2 separate regions of the Homo sapiens genome follow, and region 1 is linked to region 2. Evidence: read pairs that join two places in POLR2A ChIA-PET (ENCODE). Cell type or tissue: CD4-positive, alpha-beta T cell. All regions are shown on one strand. Links, peaks and the distances in the headings refer to the core of each region. The heading gives the core; the rest is flanking DNA.

What was found. ChIA-PET counts read pairs that join two places held together with the same protein. Peaks named below come from ENCODE experiments on the same cell type or tissue, not always from the same donor. Only the 100,000 strongest peaks of a DNase experiment are listed, where the experiment ranks them.
Region 1: POLR2A ChIA-PET joins it to region 2 with 7 read pairs; 3 of 35 experiments call an interaction of 5 or more read pairs at or near these places.

What each region holds. Positions count from the first base shown.
Region 1 is chrX:71,445,037-71,453,380 of GRCh38, forward strand. The region is part of intron 32 of TAF1 (TATA-box binding protein associated factor 1); the gene reads left to right. Among named protein-coding and RNA genes, the nearest start is that of TAF1, 83 kb to the left of the region's middle. RefSeq lists enhancers at 6,401-7,397, 7,398-8,344. In CD4-positive, alpha-beta T cell, for the core only: no CTCF peak of the experiment used is centred there; no DNase peak of the experiment used is centred there.
Region 2 is chrX:71,103,994-71,108,993 of GRCh38, forward strand. It overlaps CXorf65 (chromosome X open reading frame 65), which reads right to left and starts at 2,747. Exons shown (of 6, transcript NM_001025265.3): 1 at 2,539-2,747; 2 at 2,347-2,433; 3 at 2,007-2,144; 4 at 776-844; 5 at 305-411; 6 at 1-119. The coding sequence starts at 2,563. IL2RG (interleukin 2 receptor subunit gamma) reads right to left here. Exons shown (of 8, transcript NM_000206.3): 6 at 4,606-4,702; 7 at 4,284-4,353; 8 at 3,411-3,928. The coding sequence ends at 3,743. In CD4-positive, alpha-beta T cell, for the core only: no CTCF peak of the experiment used is centred there; DNase peaks (open chromatin) are centred at 1,848, 2,628 and 4,198; H3K4me3 peaks cover 2,488 bases; H3K27ac peaks cover 3,973 bases.

The DNA of each region.
Region 1 (8,344 bases), core at 1,363-6,362, 340 kb after region 2:
TATCTCTTTAAGAAGTTGGCAGAACGAGACGGGTGGGTTGCTTCAGGTCAGGAGTTTGAGACCAGCCTGGTCAACATGGTGAAACCCGTCTCTACTAAAAATACAAAAAAAAAATTAGGTGGGTGTGGTGGTGCACATTTGTAATCCTAGCTACTCAGGAGGCTGAGGCACGAGAATTGGTTGAACCTGGGAGGTGGAGGTTGCAGTGAGTTGAGATCACGCCACTGCACTCCAACCTGGACGACAGAGTGAGACTCATCTCAAAAAAAAAAAAAAAAAAAAGTCTTTCCCAGTTCAGATCACAAAGGTTTTCTCTTATGTTTTTTCCTAAAATTTTACAGTTGTAGCCTTTTACACTTAAGTCCATGATCCGTTGTTAATTACTTTTTGTGCACAGTTTGAAGTATAGGTTGAAGTACTTTTTTTGCCTATGGATGTCCAGTTTTTCGTCATTTATTGAAAAAACTGTCCTTCCTCCATTGAATTGCCCTGTATGTACACCTTTATCAAAAATCAGTTGAGTGTGTTGGCTTATTTCTAGAAGTCTTACTATCAGGTAGAGTGATTCCTCTCACTCTTTTTCAAAACTGTTTTATTTTCTAGTTCTTTTACCATTCCACTAAATTTAGAAGGGGCTTGTCTATATGTACAAAAACATCTTACTGGGATTTGGGTTCTTGTGTTAAAACCCATAGATCAATTTGGAGAGAATTGACATATTTACTGATTCTCTTTTCATGTTAGTACATATAGATTTCTACATTCTTTTAAACTTATTTCTTAGCATGGATGTATGTATCATAATTTATTTAACCATTCTCCTATTGATAGGCATTTAAAGTATTTCCATAATGCTGGCTTGCAGACAGTTGTTCACTATTTTTTTTTTTTTTTTGGAGACCAAGTCTGTGTCACCCAGGTTGGAGTGTAGTGGCATGATCTCGGCTCACTGTAACCTCTGCCTCCCGGATTGAAGCAATTCTTGTGCCTCAGCCTCCCAAGTAACTGGGATTACAGGTGTGCGTCACCATGCCTGGCCAATTTTTGTATTTTTAGTAGAGATGGGGTTTCCCCATGTTTCCCAGGCTGGTCCCGAACTCCTGACCTCAGGTGACCCACCTGCCTCAGGCTCCCAAAGTGCTGGGATTACAGGTGTGAGCCACTGTGCCCGGCCTAGTTGTTCACTATTTTATATTTTATTGATGTGTGCTTGTGCAAAATTTCTGTAGGAAATCTTGATATTTTGAAATTGTGTTCCAAAAGGCTATACCTGTTTGTAGTCAAAATAACAGTGAAGGAAAATATCTGTTTCCCTACAACCTCTTTAACGCTGGGAATAATCAATGCTTTAAAAATTATTCCTGTAAAATTAGAGTATATAACTTAAAATTTTATAAAAATTACATACATGTTCATTGAAGAAATGAAACAGCATAGAATTGTATAAAGTGAAAAGGAAAAATCTTGTTCTTCCCTTCCTACCATCCCATTAGTAGCCAGTATTAGATTTGGTGTGAAGTATTATAAATTTTACTATATAGGAAAAGGTGTTTTGAAGTGTTTATTTTTCTAGTTGTAGAGATAATGAGGATATATTTTTAGCCAAAGCTATCTGTTCATTTATATATTTTTAAGTTGCTAAATGGAATGGTGTTTCATTTTTGAGAAAAAATAAAAACATTTTCAGGGTCTTTGGGCTTTTCATCAAATAGGCCCTTGACCAGTGAGATTTATTACCCCAGTTCCCTCTGGATGGTTTCTGCCTTCTTGAATTTCTAGTTTAGATTCTGAGTGAGATTATGTTACTCTGGTTTAAGAGACTGAACCTCTTAATCTTGGAAACTAAACATCCTAATTTACATTTGATCCTCATTCTACATAAGGTAAGGAGCCTAGCTATATTGTGAAAGATTAGATTCACTTCTCTTTAATTTTCACTTGTTTTGGATCTAGTTTGAAGATAAATATCTAAGAATTGCAAAGTCAGAGCTCATCTCTTTGGGATCTGGACTATGTGTAGTTGCATTTAGTAATTCTAATTTCTTTAGGAATTTAGTATGCAGATTTTTCTTTTTATATCTGGCACTGATCTTTTTTTTTAAACTTTCTACTTCTACTGAGCTTTTATTTTTTAATTTTAATGGTTCACATTGGAACAAATGCATATCCTCACACCATCCACTGTCAAGATAATAATTTATGCTGTTTTGACAGAGTACTCATTTTCTTAGGGAGGAATTATTTTTAGTATTTGTGGAAGAGTTCTCAAGGGAAACATGAGCCTAGGAGTGATCACAAATCCCCTCTTCTCCTTGGTGCCCAGGGGTGCTTGCCAACTTGACTGGTGTTTTTCTCTGAATCTTTTCAGAAAGTTAGCAGCAATAGGTTGGGCGTGGTGGCTCACGCCTGTAATCCCAGCACTTTGGGAGGCCGAGGCAGGTAGATCACTGGAGGTCAGGAGTTCGAGACCAGCCTGGCCAACATCGTGAAACTCTGTCTCTGCTAAAAAATTAGATGGGTGTGGTGGTGCACACCTGTAATTCCAGCTACTTGGGGAGGCTGAGGCAGGAGAAGTACTTGAACCTGGGAGACGGGGGTTGCAATGAGCAGAGATCGCGCCACTGTACTCCAGCCTGGGTGACAGAGCGAGACACTGTGTCAAAAAAAAAAAAAAAATAGCAATAATGCTTGCTTTCCCCCCTTACTGGAACCATGAAGCTTGTGACTTGCGTTTCTTCTCACATCACCATACAGAAGGAAATTAACTTATAAACCAGAAAAGGAATTTTCTTGGTGGAATATCAACTTTCCAAAGCTGTCATTGGCATTATCTCTATTTAAGGACATTTGAATTCGAATTGTATGTGATTCTGTAGACCCTACCGCTCCTTATTTGGTATGAGGCAAAGTATAAATAAATAACGTTTCTCCAACGTGACATGTAGAGTTGCTTCAGCCATGATTTAACAAGAAGAGAAAAAGCAAAATATACTCAGAAAAAACATTCCTTTTCGTGAGTGGGTAGCTTATTCTTATAGTGACAAGTCACAGATTATCTTTCATTCATTTTGGTGTCATTCTAGAAATTCTTTATAACTGAATTCTGGTTTTCTGTGTAGTAACCCTTTAGGGACTGGGAATTGGAGTTCAATTCTGTTTAATCTTCTTCCCAGCCCCCCTACAGTAGCTTCAGCAACTTTACTATTCCTGTAGAGGCTCTATTGTCTTTGTCTCTTTACTTGGATTCCTCATTTCTTCCTAAGCTACAAAACCTATAGCTGATCATCCTACTTTTAGTAAGCTCCTGATTGCTCCAGAATGTAGAACGATATTTTTAGATTTTTGGAGATGGTTATGGATCTCTGTGAAAATCCGATGAAAAACTAAGGCTGTTCTGCTCTCAAAAATGTATATTACATACAGAATTTTGTTTATAGTTCTAAGGGATTCATAGCTCTGTCTCTCATAAGAACTCCTGGTATAGGTAGGGATAAGAAAACATCACAGTGGATATTTTTATCCACAATTTAACAGTGGTTTGCCAGTTCCACCAGCATATTTCATTAGAAAGACTTAAATGCTCCTTTGCTTATAATAGTGTAATAGAGTCTAATAGCTGAAGCTCTTGTAACTATTGAGAACATGGACTGTCTAAAACTGACACAAACAGCTAATATCAAACACATAAGTGTATCAGCTATGCAAGTAAGTGTGGGTTTTTTTTTTAAATATTCTAGAGGTATTAGTGGATATTTCTTTTGTTTTCTTTTTCTTTTTCTTTTTCTTTTTTTTTTTTTTTGAGACGGAGTTTCGCTCTTGTTGCCCAGGCTAGAGTACAATGGTGTGATCTCGGCTCACCACAACCTCTGCCTCCTGGGTTCAAGTGATTCTCCTGCCTCAGCCTCCCGAGTAGCTGGGACTACAGGCATGTGCCACCACGCCTGGCTAATTTGTATTTTTATTTATTTTTTTGTTTTGTTTTGAGAGCTCTTGTTGCCCAGGCTGGAGTTCAATGGCGCGATCTCGGCTCACCGCAACCTCTGCCTCCCGGGTTCAAGCAATTCTCCTGCCTCAGCCTCCCGAGTAGCTGGGATTACAGGCATGTGCCACCACGCCTGGCTAATTTTGTACTTTTAGCAGAGACGGGGTTTCTCCATGTTGGTCAGGCTGGTCTCGAACTCCCAATCAGGTGATCCGTCCACCTGGGCCTCCCAAAGTGCTGGAATTACAGGCGTGAGCCACCGTGCCCGGCCTAATTTTGTATTTTTAGTAGAGACGGGGTTTCTCCATGTTGGTCAGGCTGGTCTCAAACTCCTGACCTCAGGTGATTGCCTGCCTCAGCCTCCCAAAATGCTGGGATTACAGGCATGAGCCACTGCACCCAGCCATTAGTGGATATTTCTTAGAGTGATGTGTTGCAAAGAAAATGGGTAAGGAAGAGGTCCCATTTTCAAAATGGATTAAAGTAAGAGAGAAACTTCACGAATGTATAAAACTAATTTTTCCTTGTATTATAAAGTGAGGGAATTGAGATATTGAGAGGTTGGTTCATGTTTAAGTTTCGAAACTAAAGTAGAATAAAGGCTGAATTCCTAATTTATAGGCTGGGGTTTTAGCCATGAGGCAGGTCCCTATAGGTAGAAGAGCCTATACTGTAAGGAACTACCGTTGTACAGGCTTGGTGAAGGAGGCCTGTAACCTGTATGCAGCCTATTTTCTCCAGCAACATTTCTGTTTTCTTTTTTTGTTTTTTTGAGATGAAGTCTTGCTGTGTCACTGAGGCTGGAGTGCAGTGGCGTGATCATGGCTCACTGCAGCCTCAACCTCCTGGGCTCAACCGATCCCCTCGCCTCAGTCTCCTGAGTAGCTGGGACTACAGGTGCACACCACAACGCCCAGCTAATTTTTACGTTATTTGTATAGACAGAGTTTCGCCATATTGCCCAGGCTGGTCTTGAACTACTGAGCTCAAGTGATCATCCTGCCCAGCCTCCCAAAGTGCTGGGATTACAGGCGTGAGCCACCACACCCGGCTCTAAATATCTTGACAATTGACTTTTCTTTTTTGTTTGTGTTTGGCACAGGCAGTTTCTGTGAGGATACAACTTTATTTTACATATTTTAAAGAATAAATGACCTATACTTGTAAGACGTTTTACCTGGAAGAGACTTTTTTTTTTTTTTGAGACAGAGTCTTGCTCTGTCACCCAGGCTGGAGTGCAGTGGCATGATCTTGCCTCACTGCAACCTCTGCCTCCCGGGTTCAAGTGATTCTCATGCCTCAGCCACCCGAGTAGCTGGGATTACAGGTATGCACCACCATGCCCAGCTAATTTTTATATTATTAGTAGAGACGGGGTTTTGCCATGCTGGCCAGGCTGGTCTCAAACTTCTGGCCTCAAATGATCTCCCCACCTCGGCCTCCCAAAGTACTGAGATTACAGGCTTGAGCCACTGCGCCTGGCCTGTGGTATATTTTTTATCCTTTATATCCTGATAAAACAGTAGGTTCAATTTAGGGATCACCTCTTGTGAAGGCTTTCTTAATTCCTCTTCCCCTCTTACCTCCCAGAATCAGCCACTTCCTTCTTTGTGCCACTATTTTTCCATTGCATTGTATTGCCCTATTTGTTTACAGTCTATTTCACTGTACTAGACTATAAACTTCTTGAGGATATGACCTATATCTCACTCATTTCTATCATCTCCAATGCCTGGCACACAAAAAGTATTAAGAAAATGTCTTATGAATAAATAAGTGAATGATCAGTATATTAAAAGAACATTTTAAGTATTTAAGGCAGGGATTGAAAACTCAAATGCCTTCAGTGTCTAGGCAGAAGATAAGCAGACTTGGGAGGGACTTTGATAACCTGGAGAACACATACTTTATCTAAGAGGAACAGCTGCTACTAAGCCCCAGCCCATTGGTGCCTTGTGGGAAAGCTGACTCTGTCTTGGCCACATCTTTAAATTTTCTAAAAGAAGCCAGACAATTTAGGTTTTTATGTGAAATCTCCCATCTGTTAAATGTTATCAACTAAGTTTTTTTCAAAAAAGCCTTCTATTGAAATATAACTTAGATACAGAAAAGTGTTTTATGTATTATGGGTATATAGCTCAATCCATTTTTACAAACTGAACTAATTTTTTATGTGAGCCAAACAAACTACAAGCCACCAGTTTGCAACTTGTAACTAAGGCCATATGGGGACCCATATAGTTAAGAATCATCTTATAGGTAAAAATGTCTTAAGGAGACACATCAGCCAGATACAATGTATGGACCTTTCTTGGGTTATGATTCAAAGAAATAAATGTAAAAGAGTGTTTATAAAGTAATTTGGGAAATTTGACTCTTGGCCGGCTATTTGATAATATTAAATAATTATTGTTCATTATTTTAGATGTGATATAGTTGGTTTGTTTTTATTTTTTATTTTTTTTTCCTTTTTTTTTTTTTATTGATCATTCTTGGGTGTTTCTCGTAGAGGGGGATTTGGCAGGGTCATAGGACAATGGTGGAGGGAAGGTCAGCAGAGAAGTGAACAAAGGTCTCTGGTTTTCCTAGGCAGAGGACCCTGCGGCCTTCCGCAGTGTTTGTGTCCCTGGGTACTTGAGATTAGGGAGTGGTGATGACTCTTAAGGAGCATGCTGCCTTCAAGCGTCTGTTTAACAAAGCACATCTTGCACCGCCCTTAATCCATTTAACCCTGAGTGGACACAGCACATGTTTCAGAGAGCACAGGGTTGGGGGTAAGGTCATAGATCAACAGGATCCCAAGGCAGAAGAATTTTTCTTAGTACAGAACAAAATGAAAAGTCTCCCATGTCTACTTCTTACTACACAGACACAGCAACCATCCGATTTCTCAATCTTTTCCCCACCTTTCCCCTTTTTCTATTCCACAAAACTGCCATTGTCATCATGGCCCGTTCTCAATGAGCTGTTGGGTACACCTCCCAGACGGGGTGGTGGCCGGGCAGAGGGGCTCCTCACTTCCCAGTAGGGGCGGCCGGGCAGAGGCACCCCTCACCTCCCGGACGGGGCGGCTGGCCGGGCGGGGGGCTGACCCCCCCCCCCACCTCCCTCCCAGACGGGGCGGCTGGCCGGGCGGGGGGCTGACCCCCCCACCTCCCTCCTGGACGGGGTGGCTGCCAGGCGGAGATGCTCCTCACTTCCCAGACGGGGCGGCTGCCGGGCGGAGGGGCTCCTCACTTCTCAGACGGGGCGGCTGCCGGGCGGAGGGGCTCCTCACTTCTCAGACGGGGCGGTTGCCGGGCGGAGGGTCTCCTCACTTCTCAGACGGGGCAGCCGGGCAGAGACGCTCCTCACCTCCCAGACTGGGTCGCGGCCGGGCAGAGGTGCTCCTCACATCCCAGACGGGGTGGCGGGGCAGAGGCGCTCTCCACATCTCAGACGATGGGCGGCTGGGCAGAGACGCTCCTCACTTCCTAGATGGGATGGCGGCCGGGAAGAAGCGCTCCTCACTTCCTAGGTGGGATGGCGGCCGGGTAGAGACGCTCCTCACTTTCCAGTCTGGGCAGCCAGGCAGAGGGGCTCCTCAGATCCCAGACGATGGGCGGCCAGGCAGAGATGCTCCTCACTTCCCAGACGAGGTGGCGGCCGGGCAGAGGCTGCAATCTTGGCACTTTGGGGGGCCAAGGCAGGCAGCTGGGAGGTGGAGGTTGTAGCGAGCCGAGATCACGCCACTGCACTCCAGCCTGGGCACCATTGAGCACTGAGTTAACGAGGCTCCGTCTGCAATCCCGGCACCTCGTGAGGCCGAGGCTGGCGGATCACTCGCGGTTAGGAGCTGGAGACCAGCCCGGCCAACACAGCGAAACCCGGTCTCCACCAAAAAAATACGAAAACCAGTCAGGCGTGGTGGCGCGCGCCTGCAATCGCAGGCACTCGGCAGGCTGAGGCAGGAGAATCAGGCAGGCAGGTTGCAGTGAGCCGAGATGGCAGCAGCACAGTCCAGCTTCGGCTCGGCATCAGAGGGAGACCGTGGAAAGAGAGGGAGAGGGAGACCGTGGGGAGACGGGAGAGAGAGAGGGAGAGGAGGGAGAGGGAGAGGGAGAGGGAGAGGAGGAATTCTGTCTTACTCCAGACCAGTTGGTTTGTTTTTAGAGCAGCTTTAGTTCATGGCAAAATTGAGCAGAAGTTACAGAGAGTTCCCATATACTCCCTGCCCTCACATACATACAGCCTCCCCAGTTATCAACATCTTGCACCAGGCTGGGCGTTGTGGCTCACGCCTGTAATCCCAGCACTTTGGGAAGCCAAGGTAAGAGGATCTCTTTAGGCCAGGAGTTCAAGACCAGCCTGTGCAACATAGTG
Region 2 (5,000 bases), core at 1-5,000:
TTTTGCTTGGTGGTTTTATTGAGTTGGCGACCTTTATTCTTCCTGAAGTCTGGTCTGTTCCTAAAGGTCGGAGACTTGCGAGTGGACTTCTTTTTGTCTGATCGTCCTGATTGCTTGGACTAGAAAAAGAAAGTAAGTAAACAAAGAGGCCCCTGCAGGGAAGGTTTCTACAACCCAGGGCCAAAGGAAGGAAAAAAGAAATTGGAGGCAGGAAATTCATCTCAGAGGGCTGGGGTGTAGGAACATTCAGTCGGCTGGTAGGGAGAGGGGGGTGCTGGGGCAGATCACATTTGGCAAGTCTTACCGGGACACTCGCAGGGGGTTCAATTATAACGACCTTCTTGGCTTCTTTCATTTTAAGCATCTGAATTCGTCTCCTCTCCAGGGCATCACATTGTATGCGCAGTGCAACTAAGAACAAGGAAAAGGCACCTGCACCTCTGAGAACTAGAGACCTTACCCTTCCTGATGCTCCCATTCATTGTTCAAACCATCAGCTGGAGCCCCACTTGGCCTAAGATGGAAATGATGGAATGGTGACAGGGAGATATACGGAGAAGATGGCCAAGAAATGGGGGAAGTGGGGAGTAACGCATGCACATTCCACCTGGTGTGAGCTAAACGTCCCTCCTAAAGTGGACCTGGACCCTGCCCGCCTTTTCCTAGGCTCCTATCATCTGACCTACCATATCACGCTAGTCCCACCCTACATTCTCCATCACACAGCTATATACTGTACCCTTCATGTTCTTCCCTCCCCCATCTCACTTCTTACCAAGCAGCCAAGGCTCCGGATTCTTGAGGAGAGGCACAAAAGCTCTGTAAGCATTCTCCAGCCTGGTTCCTGTGAACATAGCCATGTGCTATCTCCAGCCCCTGTCATCCAGTCTCCACCCTTCAGAAGTCCAAGATTCCAGGACCTAACACTAAAGACTACCCGCCAGATGCGGTGGCTCACGCCTGTAATCCCAGCATTTTGGGAGGCCAAGGTGGGCGGATCACTTGAGGTCAGGAGTTCCAGACTAGCCTGGCCAATTCGAGACTAGCCTGGCCAATTTGGTGAAACCCCATCTCTACCAAAAATACAAACAAACAAAAAAAATTAGCTGGGCATGGTGGTGGGCGCCTGTAATCCCAGCTACTCCGGAGGCTGAGGCAGGAGAATCACTTGAACCCAGGAGGCAGAGGTTGCAGTGAGCCAAGATCATGCCACTGTTTCAGCCTGGGTGACAGAGCAAGACTCCATCACAAAAAATAAAATAAATAAATAAATAAAAATAAAGACTACCTTGCCGGGCACAGTGGCTCACGCCTGTAATCCCAGCACTTTGGGAGGCTGAGGTGGGTGGATCACCTGAGGTCAGGAGTTCAAGACCAGCTTGGCCAACATGGTGAAACCCCATCTGCACTAAAAAATTAGTTGGGCCTGGTGGCGGGTGCCTGTAGTCCCAGCTACTCAGGAGGCTAAGACAGGAGAATCGCTTGAACCTGGGAGGCAGAGGTTGCAGTGAGCTGAGATCGCGCCATTGCACTCCAGCCTGGACAACTGGACAACAAGAGCGAAACTCTGTCCCAAAAAAAAAAAAAAAAAAACCTACCTTGAGCTGGTGGATATTTCTTCCCCTTAGGTATGGACCTAGGGGAGAGTATGTGTGAGGTAACCTATTATTATAGAGGCAGTACCCTTCCTTAGGCTGACTAGAGATGGTCAATTTGGATCTGGTTGAGGGTGTTCTGTTGTTTGAGGGTGTTCTGTTTTTTGTTTTAATTTGGTTTTGGTTGTTTTTGGTTTTGGTTTTGGTTTTGGAGGCAGGCTCTTGTTATGTTGCCCAGGCTGGTCTCAAACTCCTGCCCTCTATCGATTCTCCCGCCTTGGCCTCTCAAAGTGCTGAGATTACAAGCATGAGCCACTATGCCCAGCCTTGGATGCCTTGTTTTAAAGATAAGGTTCATAATCTATCTTGAAGGCCTTATTCTATTTCTGGGGAACACTCCTGAGCCTCTACCTGGTGGCCCACGTTCCACCTTACAAACGTAGTAGGTGCTTCGAGCTGTAAGGTATTTGCTGGCATACTCTGCATGATTGGGCTTCATCAGGAAAAGCATCTTCATTTTCCCCGTTTGTTCACACAAATCGATGGTGTCTGGAGGGAGATCACAGGGTAATTGGGGCAGCTAAGGAAAGAGAGTGGGAGCAAAAGGGGCCAGTGATCCTATACAAAATGGGTTGGAGGAAGCTCTAAGGATATGAGGAACTCCCTTCTTGCCAGGAGGAGGGCTTGGGGGTTAGAGATGACCCAACTCCTTCTGACCTTTGGCCATTAGTCCCCTCCCTAAGCTCCTCACTTGTTTTAGGCAACTTTACTTTACTGCGGATGTAATACAGCAACACGACGACAGCACAGTTGGTATTGACCAGAAACTGCTGATTATCTGAGAAGAGATAGGATGGGACACATGGGCCCATTTCTGTGATCTCCACTGCCCTCAGATCCCTCCACCCCCATCCACAGACTCTAGTTCTGTGCTGCCCCTCACCTCCATGTTTGATGAAGATGAACATGCCCTCAAGATCGCCTCACTCTTCACAAAGTGCCCTGATGAGTCATGCAGAAGGAGGGTGTTCTAGAGGCCTTGTGTGGGGCAAATAGGCCTATAGGGTTGGTGGACTAGAGAGGCAGATGGATTTCATAGGCTGAGGATGCCCAGGCTGGACAGGCAGGAGAGAGCTGTTGATAGTTGTGGATAACCAGTATCCCCAGGGGTGGGGCCTGAGACTGCAGTTAAGGGATTATGAGGTCAGAAGTGGCAGGTGTGGCCAAAAAGTGGAGTAAGGGTAAGGAGAGAAAAACTTGGGTGGGGTATGTTAAAGATTAGTTGGAAAGGGGGGACAACATGGTAAGTCTAACTTTTTTTATTTTTTTTATTTTTTTAGATGGAGTCTCCCTCTGTCGCCCAGGCTGGAGTGCAGTGGCACAATCTTGGCTCACTGCATCCTCTACCTCCTGGGTTCAAGCGATTCTCCTGCCTCAGCCTCCCAAGTAGCTGGAATTACAGGAGCACACCATCACGCCTGGCTAATTTTTGTATTTTTAGTAGAGACGGGGTTTCACCATGTTGGCCAGGCTGGTCTCGATCTCCTGACCTCGTGATCCACCCGCTTTGGCCTCCCAAAGTGCTGGGATTACAGGCGTGAGCCACCACGCCCAGCCCATTGTAAGTCTAACTCTAAACTAAACCCTGGAATGAGTGCAGGGCACCTGGAAAAAAGTCAGTTTCCAGAACAGTACTCTTTCTAGCAAATTGGTAATACTCCTGCCTCCACAGCATGAATGTACTACTCCTTTTTCTTCCCCTCCCACCCTCATTGCATCCCAGGCTTCCCCTGCTCCCCACCCCCATGACAGACATTTTTGATGATTATCAACAGAAACTTTATTTCTCATCGGTTCAGGAACAATCGGAGGGTAGATGGAAAGAGGAAGGGAGGGAAAGAGGGAGGGAGGAAGAATCCTGCGAAAAGGAAGGGCCAGACTGAGGGAGAAGAAAAACATGTTCGGGGCAAAAGGGTAATTCTCAAGTGGGGAATGCCAAATGAAGGGGTGCTTACATGGGGGCACAAAATTCCAAATCAGCCACAGTGGGGTGAGGTGAGTATGAGACGCAGGTGGGTTGAATGAAGGAAAGTTAGTACCACTTAGGGCTACAGGACCCTGGGGTTCTTCTGTCAGAGGATTGGGGTTCAGGTTTCAGGCTTTAGGGTGTAACATGGGGGGGCCCAGTAGGGGCTATGCTGGTTGCATGGGGAGGCCCCAGGCCCCTCCCCAAGGGCCCCTCCTTTTGGGGGAATCTCACTGACGAGGCAGAGTCGTTCACTGTAGTCTGGCTGCAGACTCTCAGCCAGTCCCTTAGACACACCACTCCAGGCCTAAAGACAGATATGTCCAGGTCAGGGGTCAATTAGGGGCAGGAAGTAAAAGACCGAGCTCTGTGCCAAAGGAGTACTCATGATGTCTGCAACCACTGTAATTGATTACAGAAGGGATACACAGGCTCCTGGGCCCCCAATACCAGTTGCCATCTGCCTCATTCAATCTATAATCTGCACTTCTGTGTGTGTCTCTCTCTGTATAGTCCATGCCCCATTTGGTCGGCCACATCCTGACAGTTAGTGCAGGGCCTCCTTCCCTCTCCTCTCTGCCCCCACCCCCACACTCTGTCTGTCTTGCTGGCAGGCAGTTGGCAGTTGATAGACTGCAGCATGCTTATGACAGCGTTCTCACCGAAAAGTTCCCGTGGTATTCAGTAACAAGATCCTCTAGGTTCTTCAGGGTGGGAATTCGGGGCATCGTCCTGACAGGGGAGAAAGAGGGAGCAGGAGCACATAGGTTAAAGCTTTTTTATCACCCTTCTCCCAGTTGTCCCATATGAAATAAAGTGATTCTGTGTTCTCTGTGCCTGTGGCTTCCTTCCATCACCAAACCCTCTTGGGTAATCTCTCATTACTTACTGTCTCATCCTTTACTCCTAAAGACCCTGCAAAACCCTCCTCTGCTATTGTCAGCTACCGTTCCCCTCATTTTTCTGGGCTTCTCCAAATCTCACCGTTCCAGCCAGAAATACACACAGAGAAGGCTGATAATCAATCCCATGGAGCCAACAGAGATAACCACGGCTTCCAATGCAAACAGGAAAGGATTCTCTATAGAAAAAAGAAAAGCAAAGTGGACCTTATATTTGTTGTGCCCCTACTACATGCCAGGCACTGGTGCCAGGCACCGCGCTAAAGACATACTCTCTGTTTAATCCTCACAACAGCTCCTGTGAGGCAGGAACAATTACCTCCATCTTACATCTTAGGAAACAGAATCCAAGAGTTTAGGGATGTGGCCAAGGCCAAAGAGGTAGTATGTGGCACAGCCTAGATCCAGCTGGTTCCAAAGCCATCTTCACCTTGCAGGCTCTCTAGGAATGCTTCAGGGAAATCCTATACATTCTAT